Regions from separate parts of the Homo sapiens genome. Here region 2 is linked to region 1. A link is a contact called in ENCODE Hi-C data. All regions are on one chromosome and are shown on one strand. Each heading gives the region's core, a stretch centred on a gene start or an enhancer-like site at or near the end of the contact. The rest is flanking DNA. Distances are from core to core; before and after follow the strand shown. Region 1 holds the start of LINC00391 (long intergenic non-protein coding RNA 391). Region 2 holds the start of CLYBL-AS3 (CLYBL antisense RNA 3).

Region 1 (5,489 bases), core at 1,949-4,448:
CACTTTTGTCACAATTCAGAGCTTCATTCCCTCCGGCCGTCCAGGACGTCGAGAGAGCGGCTGGCCAGAGCTCAGCCCCGGCGCATTCGCAGGGACGTGTCAGCTGGGCAGGCTATAATTTGCATTATTCCATTAAGTTAGGAGCAGCGCTGATAACGACTGGAAAGTTCGACGGCTGGGTGGGCCCGCGACCCGCAGGCCTGGCGAGCAACCATCGAAAATAAAACAATTGCTGTCCTTGGCGGCAAAGGCCTCTATGGACGCCTCCAGGGCAGCGCAGGGAACCAAAGGGCACCCCAGATCTCTGCGGGTTCGCGCCTTGCCTCGTGGGGGACAGGAGGTTCTCTGTCCCATGAGGTTCAGTCAAGGACAAGGAGCCGGGAGGGGAAAGGGGCAGGAGCCAAGGAGAGAAACCTGAAAGAGGCAAACTTTAAATATATCGTAATTCTTTAAGGGGGTGGGCTCTGTGTTTCTTTGCAACTTCACAGTCTCACCATCCTCGGCTTTGGAGTGGATTTGGCAGTGAGGACAAGGACGGAACGCCGGTAGGGGAGTAGTTGCTTGTCTCTTGTTTATTCTTCTCCTCTTTTCCAGCGGCCCAGATAGGCTGAAGGCAAAACTCTCAGCAAGGGGGAAGCGACCATCCTGCGTGGACCTTTCTCCCAGGGGTGGGATGATGAAAAAAGAAATCCTCCTGGGGAAGCCCCTAGGTATCCCCCAGCCCCTACCTTTATTAGGAGGCCCGGGTTTCCCCCATTAAACTTATATTCATTCATTCATTCATTCATTCATTCGTTCATTCATTCATACCACGACTATTCAGTGAGCACCTACCATGTGCCAGACACAGTATTAGACTCTCAAAAACGCGGCATAAATGGAAACTAGGCCCTGAAGCCAGAGCCTCAGGACTGGCTCCCGGGAATGTTTGAAGATCATCGCGTATCTTGGAATTGCCAGGCTTCCTGCTCCACAGATTCCAGCGCTGGGCAAATGGACACAAGGAAACATAACTTCTGCATAACTTTTACTACTTCTTTCCTTTTTTCTTTTTTCAAGTAGCAAAGGACCATTAATTAGAAGAATAATTACTGCTACCCTATATTATCCCAACCTGTTCAATTTCTATCTGCCGCAGACAATGCTAATAATGGCAATTATTGCTTCTATAAACATCCCGAGGCAGCACTCTTCCCCCCGCAGTGTGTGTGTGTGTGTTTAAAGAATATATATAAAAAGTTCCCCGGCTCATTTGCATAGCTTCATCTTTACCTTTTCCCATTCAGCCCTTGCAAAAGCATATCTATTCAAAGCCCTTGCAAAAAGCATATCTATTCAAAGGGCATTTAGTCCATTTCTTTCTTGGCCGGTAAACCTATTCATCAATTGTTCTGCCTTGTAGATCGCATTCTAATGCTAATCTAGCGTGTTAAATATCTTTTTGTTCCCCTTTCACCGTTTTGTCATTCAGTTTATCCAGTTTTGGTCACCCATTTTATTTATTTATGCGCCTGCTCCTATTCAGGGGCTCATGTATTTTTTATTATGTTGTTTCACTGTCACGCAGTGTCAACTTAGTCTATTCAATGGGGGCTACTTGAAGGCCGGAGGGACAAAGCGTGTACACATTGCACCGCTATTCATTCCGGCCAGCTGGATCGGCTGAAAAAAAAACCTTGTGAAAAGAAACGCCTCACAATGGACACAGAAGAAGTGCACAATGCTAACAGTTTTCCAAATACCACTGATTGGTTTCTTCACAATGAGGAGAAAGCCGCCGCTTTTTCTTAGCTCCACTTCAACAAACAACACTCTCACAAAACCTCCCAACCCTGCGTTTTGTTCTCGGACAAAACCTCCTCGACTGTCTAAACGCTCCCACTGAAGGACAAAAAAAAAAAAAAGGATAAAAAAAGCTCTTTTCACCATTTCCCTTTTTTTCCCCCCTGCAAGAGAGAAAAAAGAAAAGGGGGGGAGGAATTGTCAGTGCATTAATAATATCAGTCTTTTAAAAGAAGAGGGCTGACCTTTGAGATGCACTGGGCTGAGGGAGAAAGAAAGGAGGAGAGATTAATAAAGTTTGGACGGCTCCCTCGGCCTCCGCTGGGCCGCGGGCGCAAGAAAGACGCGGACCCTCGAGGCGGACGAGTTGCGGGAACTTCGCTTGCCTGGAGGACACGGCGGCCCAGGCGGCCGGGAGCGCCGGCGCCGAGCCGCGCTCTGATTGGCTGGCGCGACCGTCCCTATCTGCTCCGGGGAGAGTGGAATCTTCTCTCCATCTTCTGCGCCCCGAGCCTGGGGTGAGAGGGAGATCCGCGGTGCTTTCTCCTATCTTCTTGGGGGAGGGGGAGGAGGAAATTGTCAAGGGAAGTAACAATCGCGGCCAGCAACCCTGCTCTCCCAAAGCCACCCCCTCGCGCGACAGCGTCCCCAGCACCAGTTCTTACTGCTTACACAGCGCAATTCCACCTGTTTGCACAAAGCCCGAAGCAACATGCCTGGCCCCTTGGATACGAGGCTTGCTTCAAGTTTTGGGACAACGGTGAATACCAAAGAAATTGCATCATGGCTTTAAAAAAAACCTTGAAAAGAAACGAAAATAGAAGAATAAAAGGAAGGGAAAGAAGAAAGATGGAAGGAAGGAAGGAGAGAGAAGGAAAGAAAGAAAAATGGAGAAACAGGGAGAGAGACGGAGATAGATAAAGAGATGGAGATAGAGATCGCGAGCCAGCAGCAGCTCTCTGCCCAATCACAGCGCTGCATTTGTGGGCCACTTTCAGACGCTTACACCACCCACCCCCGGGCCTTTCTCTACGCCCTCTTGCCCCGGAGCCGCTCCCCCCGCTCCAACCCCTTACTTCTGCACAGTCTAACTTGGCAGGAGGCTCTCTGCAGGCGCAAAACCCGCCAACTTGTTAGCAAGACCATTGGAGTCAGAATGGGTGATAAACGAGTCTGTGGGGCCTGTGGAGGTCCTCAAACAGCCGCACAATCTGTTGGCGATATGACCTCGGTGCTCCCCCTCGGCATCCTCACCCCTCCTCTTACCCATCTTTCCAGTCCTCTTCTCATTCATCAACAACTCCGGAGCGTTTCTCCCAGAAAACGCTGATCTTTGGGAAAAGGGGAGGGGGCGGGAGGAGGCGGGGAGTCTTCAGGCCGAGGAGGCGGCCGAGCTGGAAGGCTCAGGGTGGTAACTAAGATTTAGGGCTGGGGTGATTTCCAGCGAGCCGCAGGAAGTTCCGTGTTGAGAAGGGATGGGCTGCTACAAAAGGGAAAGACGAAGCCTTGAAAGGATTTAATTAACCGTGTCAGGGATAATTACCCCTGGACAGTCCAAATTAGTTTTGCATAATCGCTCAGAACCATATGAATTAACTTATAATATTGCAAAGAGCTCAGGGAATAACAGGAGAGGGATCATTTTAATTAGTGAATCAGGGTCAAACCAGCAGAGCCTATTTCTCACATTTCCAAAACTTTTCATGGTTTTTAAAATATTATTCCGTTGGGGGAAAACAATGACTTTAAAGACTTGGGTCGTTTATAAAGACGTGCAGCTCCAGAGATGGTCTCAATGGGGAAACTGGTTTAAGACTTGTATATAGTATCTTGAGAATTTCCATTTTGGTTGCGGGGGGGCGAGATCTTCCTATTTTTTTTTTTCTGACAGTCTTCTATTTCTTGTCTAAAATTAAAATCCTTTATGATTTTTCAAACTTTAGTAGCAATTTGTCTAGCCCTAGAAATCCAACCCTCTCCATTTGAATGTTATACTTCTACTTTAATGCGATTAGCATAACAAAATTAAGTCCTAAAGAGGCCAAAATTTGTACTTTGTCGTTAGTAGTGATTATCCTTCCAAATAAAACCTTAAGGTGTCAACAAGGAATACCCCAAAGATAGGAGAACAAATTACACTGATTTAAGTGGTGGGGCTCTTCAACTAACAAGATAAAGTGGTCAAGCAACTTTCCCCTCTTAAAATGTTACTAGAAACTGGTGAAATGCTTTGAAAGGTCTGGATGTTTTCAATGGGCTCTGTTCTACTGGTTCATGAATGCCTTTTTTTTGTTGTTGTTAAAGCTAATACAACGACTTGGGCTTTTTAAAAATCTTCTTTCCTATTCACGATTAAAAATGTGATAAATCAGGTTTTTGGCTCTGAATAACAATGGCTTGATTTAGATTTCCTAGTAAATCTATTCAAAAGTGAAACAAAGGGTGCCTTTGGAGGATACCTTACACTTCACCTGGACCAGGCACGTAAGGGCAATTCAGATAAAAATCTTGTTAGGAACTCAACAAGAAATAGAAGATTTTTCTTTTCCCTGGTTCAGGCTTTATTTAAACTCTTTGTTCAAAAAAAATGAACAGAGTGATAGTCGGATTCTAATTTACAGATATACCTTAGACGTCTAATATTAAATTAGAAGGTCACACTAGAAAATCATTTACACATAAAGGTTAAAACCATATTTAAAATTTTAAAAACTTTATATTACATAAAGCCAAAATGAAACTAAATACATGTTAGCCAACTTCATTCACAAACATTAGTCAAAATATATACATTTAAAAAGAAACAAAGCTAATAATTGAAGGTTCCTTTTTTCTAAAATGTGTTTTATTGCAATTTGCAAATGAATTGCAGGTGATCTAAAAAATAAGCCAATTGAGGAGGGAAATCCAAAACACATTAAACCAGCTCAACTTGGGAGAGAAATGCTAGCTGAAAATGAGAGACATCTGTTGAAACAATTCTGTGCTTTTTTTCTTCAGTTTTGCTAAATAATAAATATATAATTACCAGACAAAAAAGTCTGATTTAATCTTCGATAAAATTGCGATTCTGAAATAGTTTCGCAATTTTTAAAAGTTAACTTTGATATTCGCTCAAAATGTTTTTGAGTCTAAAGTCGACTCAAACTTAGGGCAACGAAAATAACACATTTTCCAAGCCTCAATGTTTTCACTGACATATACACATTTACAATCTTAAGGTGAACTCAGCCATAAGGGAAAATAGGAGCAGTGCCTTTTTCCTTTTTTGTAAACTGTGTCAGAAATCCAAGCGAGTGGACTCAGGGAGACTTCTAGTAGTTTGTTGTTGTTGTTTGTTTAGGAAGAAAATCCAATTGACAACTTTCATCTCACAAATATTTCTTGTTTGCGTTTCTTGCCCTTGAGAAAGAGCTCTTGCTCTGATTTGCAAATGGCGTGATAAACAAAAGAAACCGTGATCATCTCACACAAAAGGCCAGATTCGAGCCGGTCACTGGTCAAGAATGGATCTGGTTGGGAGTTCTGCTTGAGAGAACAGAGATCTGCAAAGTTCAAATAGTACAAACAGGGAGGCGAGGCTGCTCAGAGCCATCCCACTCCCAGAAACGAATGACACAAGCAGCTTTTCCCGTGTGCCAGCCATTTCAGACCTCACATTTGAACAGCGTGCATGCAACACGGACCGGGAGGGGGTTGGGGGTTGG
Region 2 (5,489 bases), core at 1,024-3,523, 5.2 Mb after region 1:
CTTCCCAAAGGGCTGGGATTACAGGCGTGAGCCACCGCGCGAGGCCAAGAAAGCCTATTTTCAAACAGGATCCTAGCTGCTCCTGCCTCTCTCATCCTTGTGTCCTGCAAGCAAAGGATACCTAGGACCCTGGGGTAGAGGCCAAATGACCCGGGAGTCAACTTTGAGAAAAGGAGGCTAGGGAGAGGAACAGAATGGGTGTCTGATGGTGAGACCTGAGGAAAGGTGGAAGCAAGAAGACTGGGGGAGTGAGACAGCTGCAGGCTTAGGACACCCTCCTGAGAGCCCAGAGCACTGTGGCGGCGTTGGCTCCCCAGACTGGGGGCCTCAGGAGAGCTCGCGACAGGCTCCCCAGCAAGCTAAGCTCCCACTCCCGGGAGTACAACCGCCCTCGCGCAGGTGTACGCCCAGACACAGCCATAGCCAGCGGCCTCCAGGTCTGGGGCTGTCCAGAGAGGCCTGGGGGCCACACCCCAGCCCTCTGCCTCCCCACCCCCGCTCCAGGACGGACCCTGTCTCACCACAGGGCCACAGAACCCTCTTCAGTCCCACCAGAGAACAAACACTCCAGACACTGATTCGATCTGTACTGAAACCACTGGTTAGAAAATCCACAAGGCAACCACCGCCTTCGCACATTCCCTACCTGCAAGTATTGACCCCGATCAGCCAGGCCTGGCCGCCAGAACCAAGGTAGAAACTCAGGACCCGGTCCTCAGAAGCTCACAGCCCCAGGGAGTCTAAGAGACTGACCTCAAGGATCCCCAGGAGCCACTGTTTCTTCTGGAAGCCCTCTGGAGGAGCGTTTTTCCCCACGGCCTTTCCTCGCCTCACAGTTGTTCACACTCTCCTGCTCCTGGGGGAACCCAGGCCGGCTCATCAATGACCCCTCGCCTCCCCGCCCTCCTCCATTTCCTGAGCTGGGATAGCCCCAGAAGTTGAGCGTTTCCTATGCTGGAAGGACTTCCAGCTTGGAGCGGAAATCGGGGCCGGGGCAAGGACGCAGGGGCGTGTCGCCCACGTTTCTGGCCCGGCTAGCCGCAACTCCTTGGATGTAAACGAGATTTGGCCGGCGCTGCGGCGTGTGGGGAAAGATGATTACACTCGAAAGGAATCACGACTCCTTGCGGAGCCATTACTCGTGCCGCTCCGCACGCGCAGGTTCTGGCCCGGCTTTCAGCAACTCCCCGCTCCTCGCTAACCACTCGCTCGTAATTTGTGGGCCGCAGTGGAGCTGCGCCCGGGGCTGCAGCCCCCCAATTAAAGCACTTTTGCAGCTCGGACACCCAGAGAGCTGCCTCCGCGCACGCCAGGCCGGCACCTCCTGCTCCCACTCCCCTCTCCGCCCAGCCGTGGGCAGCTGAAATGGATGTGATTTCACGCACTTCCTGCGCGCGCACACACACATGCACACATGGACATACACTTGCACACACGCACAACGCGCATTCCCCCTCCAATGCCGCCCGCACACGTGCGCGAGCCTGGACGTTCCCCTTTTGTGCTCGTTTTGCAGGCCCAGAGCTCCTGCTGCTGGTTTTCTCCTTTCTCTCCTTCATCGCCTCTTCCTTCGCCACTTTCCTTCTGGACCCTCCGGGCTGGCTCCTGCCCCTCTGCCCCGGTGGCGCTCTCGCCTATTCCTCCCGGGAGGAGCCGGGGCCGCAGAGGTGCGCCCTGCACGCCCAGCGAGGGCCGAGTTCTGGGACGGCTGGGACCAAAGGGCTGGCCTCCGGCCTGCGCCCTGTTTGTTTTCCTTTCGCCCCCTGAATACTAGATTGAGACGTAAAGATTACCCGGGCCGAATAATGCCGGGAGTCAACACTCGAGCAAACAAAAGTGCTTGCACAACTAGTCAACCCCGCTGGGACCCGGGCCGCGGGCTGGGGGAGAGAACGCGCTCCTCGCTGCTAATTACAAATAAATGATGATGTGCTCACTAAGTAATTGATTTAATGAAGTTCCTATGAAACTATTAAACCCGGGTGGAGGTCAGGCTGGAGGCGCCCCAGAGCGCCCATTGTGGGCTGTTTAACTCCACCAGGCTCCTCGGAAAGACATCGGGGCTAATAGGTGAAGTCACAGCTGCTCGCGCTGACTTCTCGGAGCGCCCGGCTGGCCGCGGGCACCCTCGCGCCCTCTTCTTGTAGCGCCCTTGTGCCCCGCCGCCCGCGCCCCGCGCCGGCCAGCTTACCCACGCCACTCCCAGCCCTGTCGCCAGCTCCCGAGGGCCTCTCCAAAGGGATCCCGGGTCTCGTTAAGAGCGGGAAGTTGAGCACTGAACTTGTGCTCACCGCCAGCAGTCGGCGGCGTGCACCGCCGCCCACCCCTCCCTCCTCACTCCACCCCCGCCACTTCGTGCAGGAACTCCAACCAGTGTGCCACGCAGGGTGCTCGCGAGCTCTTGGCAAGGTGCCTGGATCCCGAGCGTGTGCCCAGTGCACTGGCTGGGGCTGGGCTGGGGGGGTTGAATTGCGCGTGAGCGTGTGTGTGGGGGGGGTGGTAGGGAGGTGGGTGTATGCGTACGAGAGAGAGTGCGTTCCGGGCCAAAAGGCCATCTTTCTGCATCCGTTATCCTGGCCTGGGCCCTGTTCATGCAAAAAAGTAGAGGAGGTAGGGACAGCAGAGAAGAGGAATGAGGAAAGATGTGCAAAACAGATCACTCAGGTAGGCGGTTGGGCCTGGGAACTCCAGTCCTAGGCTGTGCGGGAGTGGGCTGCTCTGGCGCGGCCCTCTCTCGCTGCCCCACCGCCCACCTCTGCCCGCGTCCTGACCCGGCCAGGCGTTCCTTGGCCCCAGAGCGACGCCTCCAGCTGCCAATGGGGCGTAGGGCCCCAGGCCCGCATCTCAGGGCTGTCTGAATGCGAGCTCTCCGGCCACCCATTGCGCTCAGATTCCAGTCTCTGCAGGAAGGGTAGGGACTAGTTCTCCTGCAACATGGCTCTTGGTGGAAACATGACCCGCCCCTTATCCAAAAGGCCAGAGGGAGCCCTGAATGGACACATTTTAAGATGGAGAATCAGACATTGCAAATGGATCAAAAGCTAAGGGTGCTAACCACACACACACACACACACACACACACACACACACACACACACACGGGGGTGGGGGTGGGGAGGGCATTTTACTGCATCTCCCCCCACCTACAAGGGGTCGTGTGGTAAAAGAGAAGGCCCACATCCAGGTGAAACGCCACATAGGGAGACGGGGGCGCCTGTTGGGCTTCTGGCTGCAGAAATCAATCTGCCGGGATGCCCTGCCCCCTCTGCCCAGCCAAATCTTGTCTCTCTTCATCAAGAACTGATAGTTAACAGAGTTTCTCAGAGCATGCATTTCATTTATGCCACAGTCAGTTGGCAGTAAGCTTCATTCCTTTTTTTATGTTAGGAATTTTCAACTGCTGAAACCAATTTCCATTTGACTTTGAATCAAACACTTGCAATGGGGGGCAGGGGAAAGGGACATTTTGGCGTGGTTGTTGGCGACTTTAAAGAGAACTCCACTCCCGCCTGGATCTTTGGTCTCAAAGAGGGTCTCAACCTCTGACTTCGGGGAATATTGACAAAAATCAATTTGAGTCTTGCTTGAGGTCTCAGTTTCGCCATCTGTAAAATTGGATCTGGAGATCCTTGGCTGAGGTCCTTTGGGCTTTATTTGTTTGTGATCTGTGAAGGGGACCGTAGGGAGAGGTGGAAGTCAGTCAAGACGCCTGTTTGCACCAAGCTTTTGTCTTTCTTTGTAGAAGCGAGTCCCTTTGTAAAATAACGCCCCGCCAGCCTGCCTAATGGATTTGTGCAGAGCTAGAGTTTTCATTTTCCCCACGCAGGAACGACGAAAGAGAGGGGGTCTTCCAACCCAGCGAGTCCCGCTTGGCCCCGGTTTGCCAGCGGCGCTCTCCAAAATGTGCCAAAAGCTGTGCTTGGGGCACTCTCTCGACCCCGCCCCGGGCAGCTGTTCCCATTTTGTTCCCGCCTTCCCTCCCCTCACCGCAGTCCCTCGTATTCCTTTAACGCCTGCTGCTGACTGCATCCCTGCTGCCCTTAATGTAGGATGGGCACTTCTCTTCAGCCTCCAAATGAGAAGTGACATTTGCACTCGGCTCAGCCAACGCGTGAGCAGAGCGCGGGGGCACAGGCCCATTGACCGAGCGCGGCCGAGGGGCCGGCCGGCTGGGCAGCATCCGAAGCTGCCTTAATTAATACCATCTTAAATAGTCCAGCAGCCACCGAAGACAAAGTTGAAGAAAGACTTTAAGGCTGAGTGCCCCTCGACAAGCTCTTTTTCCCGTGTCATTCAATATTTAATGCGCCCGCTTGTAATGCTACTACTGGTGTTCCTTTCTCAGCAAGGACATTATTTTTTCACGGTGCCCATAGCCAGGGAAAGCCCTTTAGGCAAAGAAAATCAAAATGTTTGTTGTTTTGGATGACTTATAACTCTTGTTTAACACAAGCACTTTCAGGAAAGTATAACAGGCGCAGCCTCCAAAGCAAACAACACAATCCTTGTGACAGAGTCGGACACAAAAAGCACATTGTCTTGCGGACTACCCCTTTTCTCTGGTGCTAGATGGGGGCCTGTCTCCGAATGAACACCACGATGCCATTTCACTTTTGAACTATTGTTTTTGAGTTATGCCATGTGGTCAAAAGGAGCGAGAAGGGGGTTGTTTCCAGGCTCATAAGACAAACGAGTTGCCTTTTCAATGAAATCCCCCCGCGATCCTTGAAAACGGAGTTTAAATGTCACCTCCGCCTTTCTAATGGGCACAGGGCTGGAGGCGACCCTTCAAAGCGCCTCGGTGATGAACGACCCTTATTAAATATGGCCCGAGCTGCTGGGAAAGTCCCGCGCCCGGCCGCGCGCCCTAGAGCGCCCCTCGCCGGTGGGCCCTGGAGGAGCCGGGCCTCCGCTGCCACCGAGCGGAGTCCGGGCCCGCAGAGCCCCAGCCCGGACTGGCGAGGGGGTGCAGAGGGAAGAAGAGGGAAGCCTGGACGAGGGGGGGCGTTGTAATACAACTTCTTATCTGCCGACCCCAACACGCCCGTGCGCCCCCAGCCCCAGAGCCTCGGCGTGAAAGGTTGGTGCGTTTCCCCCCTGACTCTTTTTGTCCGCAGCCGAGTGGCGTCTGCGAGTCTGAGCTGCAAAGTTACTGATTTGCAGGCTGCATGTTAAGGCAGCCCATGTAAGTAATTTCTCTGGGCACCCCAGCAAAGGAGAACAAATCGCTGACAAAGGCGAGCGCTTTCGATTCAGCGGCGTCGTTAAGGCAACCCCAAAGTATTCCTCCTATAATAAGTTCCACTTCAAAGGGTTTCTCATTCAGCGGTGACTGCTTCGCACTTTTATTAAGTCCGGGCTTTTTCACTCGGAGGAATCATCTGTTTGGTTATTTTTCATCGTGTTTATTTTTCACCATTCACACAGTACTTGTATTAAATAAACAAAGAACAATCGCTCTGCAAATAAAAGTACTTAGGTGGGGAGGG

What was found. A loop is a pair of places that touch in the nucleus more often than their neighbours do. Pooled maps may share reads with other maps.
Region 2: a loop to region 1 is called in a pooled map, with 15 times the contacts of the local background. The contact joins the promoter of CLYBL-AS3 here to the promoter of LINC00391 in region 1. A Hi-C loop is called at or near these places in 2 of 37 single-sample maps with no recorded cell type and 3 of 50 pooled maps.

What each region holds. Positions count from the first base shown.
Region 1 is chr13:94,705,303-94,710,791 of GRCh38, forward strand. It overlaps LINC00391 (long intergenic non-protein coding RNA 391), which reads right to left and starts at 3,199. Exons shown (of 3, transcript NR_170286.1): 1 at 3,049-3,199. SOX21 (SRY-box transcription factor 21) reads right to left here. Exons shown (of 1, transcript NM_007084.4): 1 at 4,320-5,489. RefSeq lists enhancers at 1-182, 183-687, 707-2,461, 1,126-1,807.
Region 2 is chr13:99,954,892-99,960,380 of GRCh38, forward strand. CLYBL-AS3 (CLYBL antisense RNA 3) reads right to left here and starts at 2,274. Exons shown (of 5, transcript NR_120421.1): 1 at 2,192-2,274. RefSeq lists enhancers at 1,354-2,329, 2,330-3,304.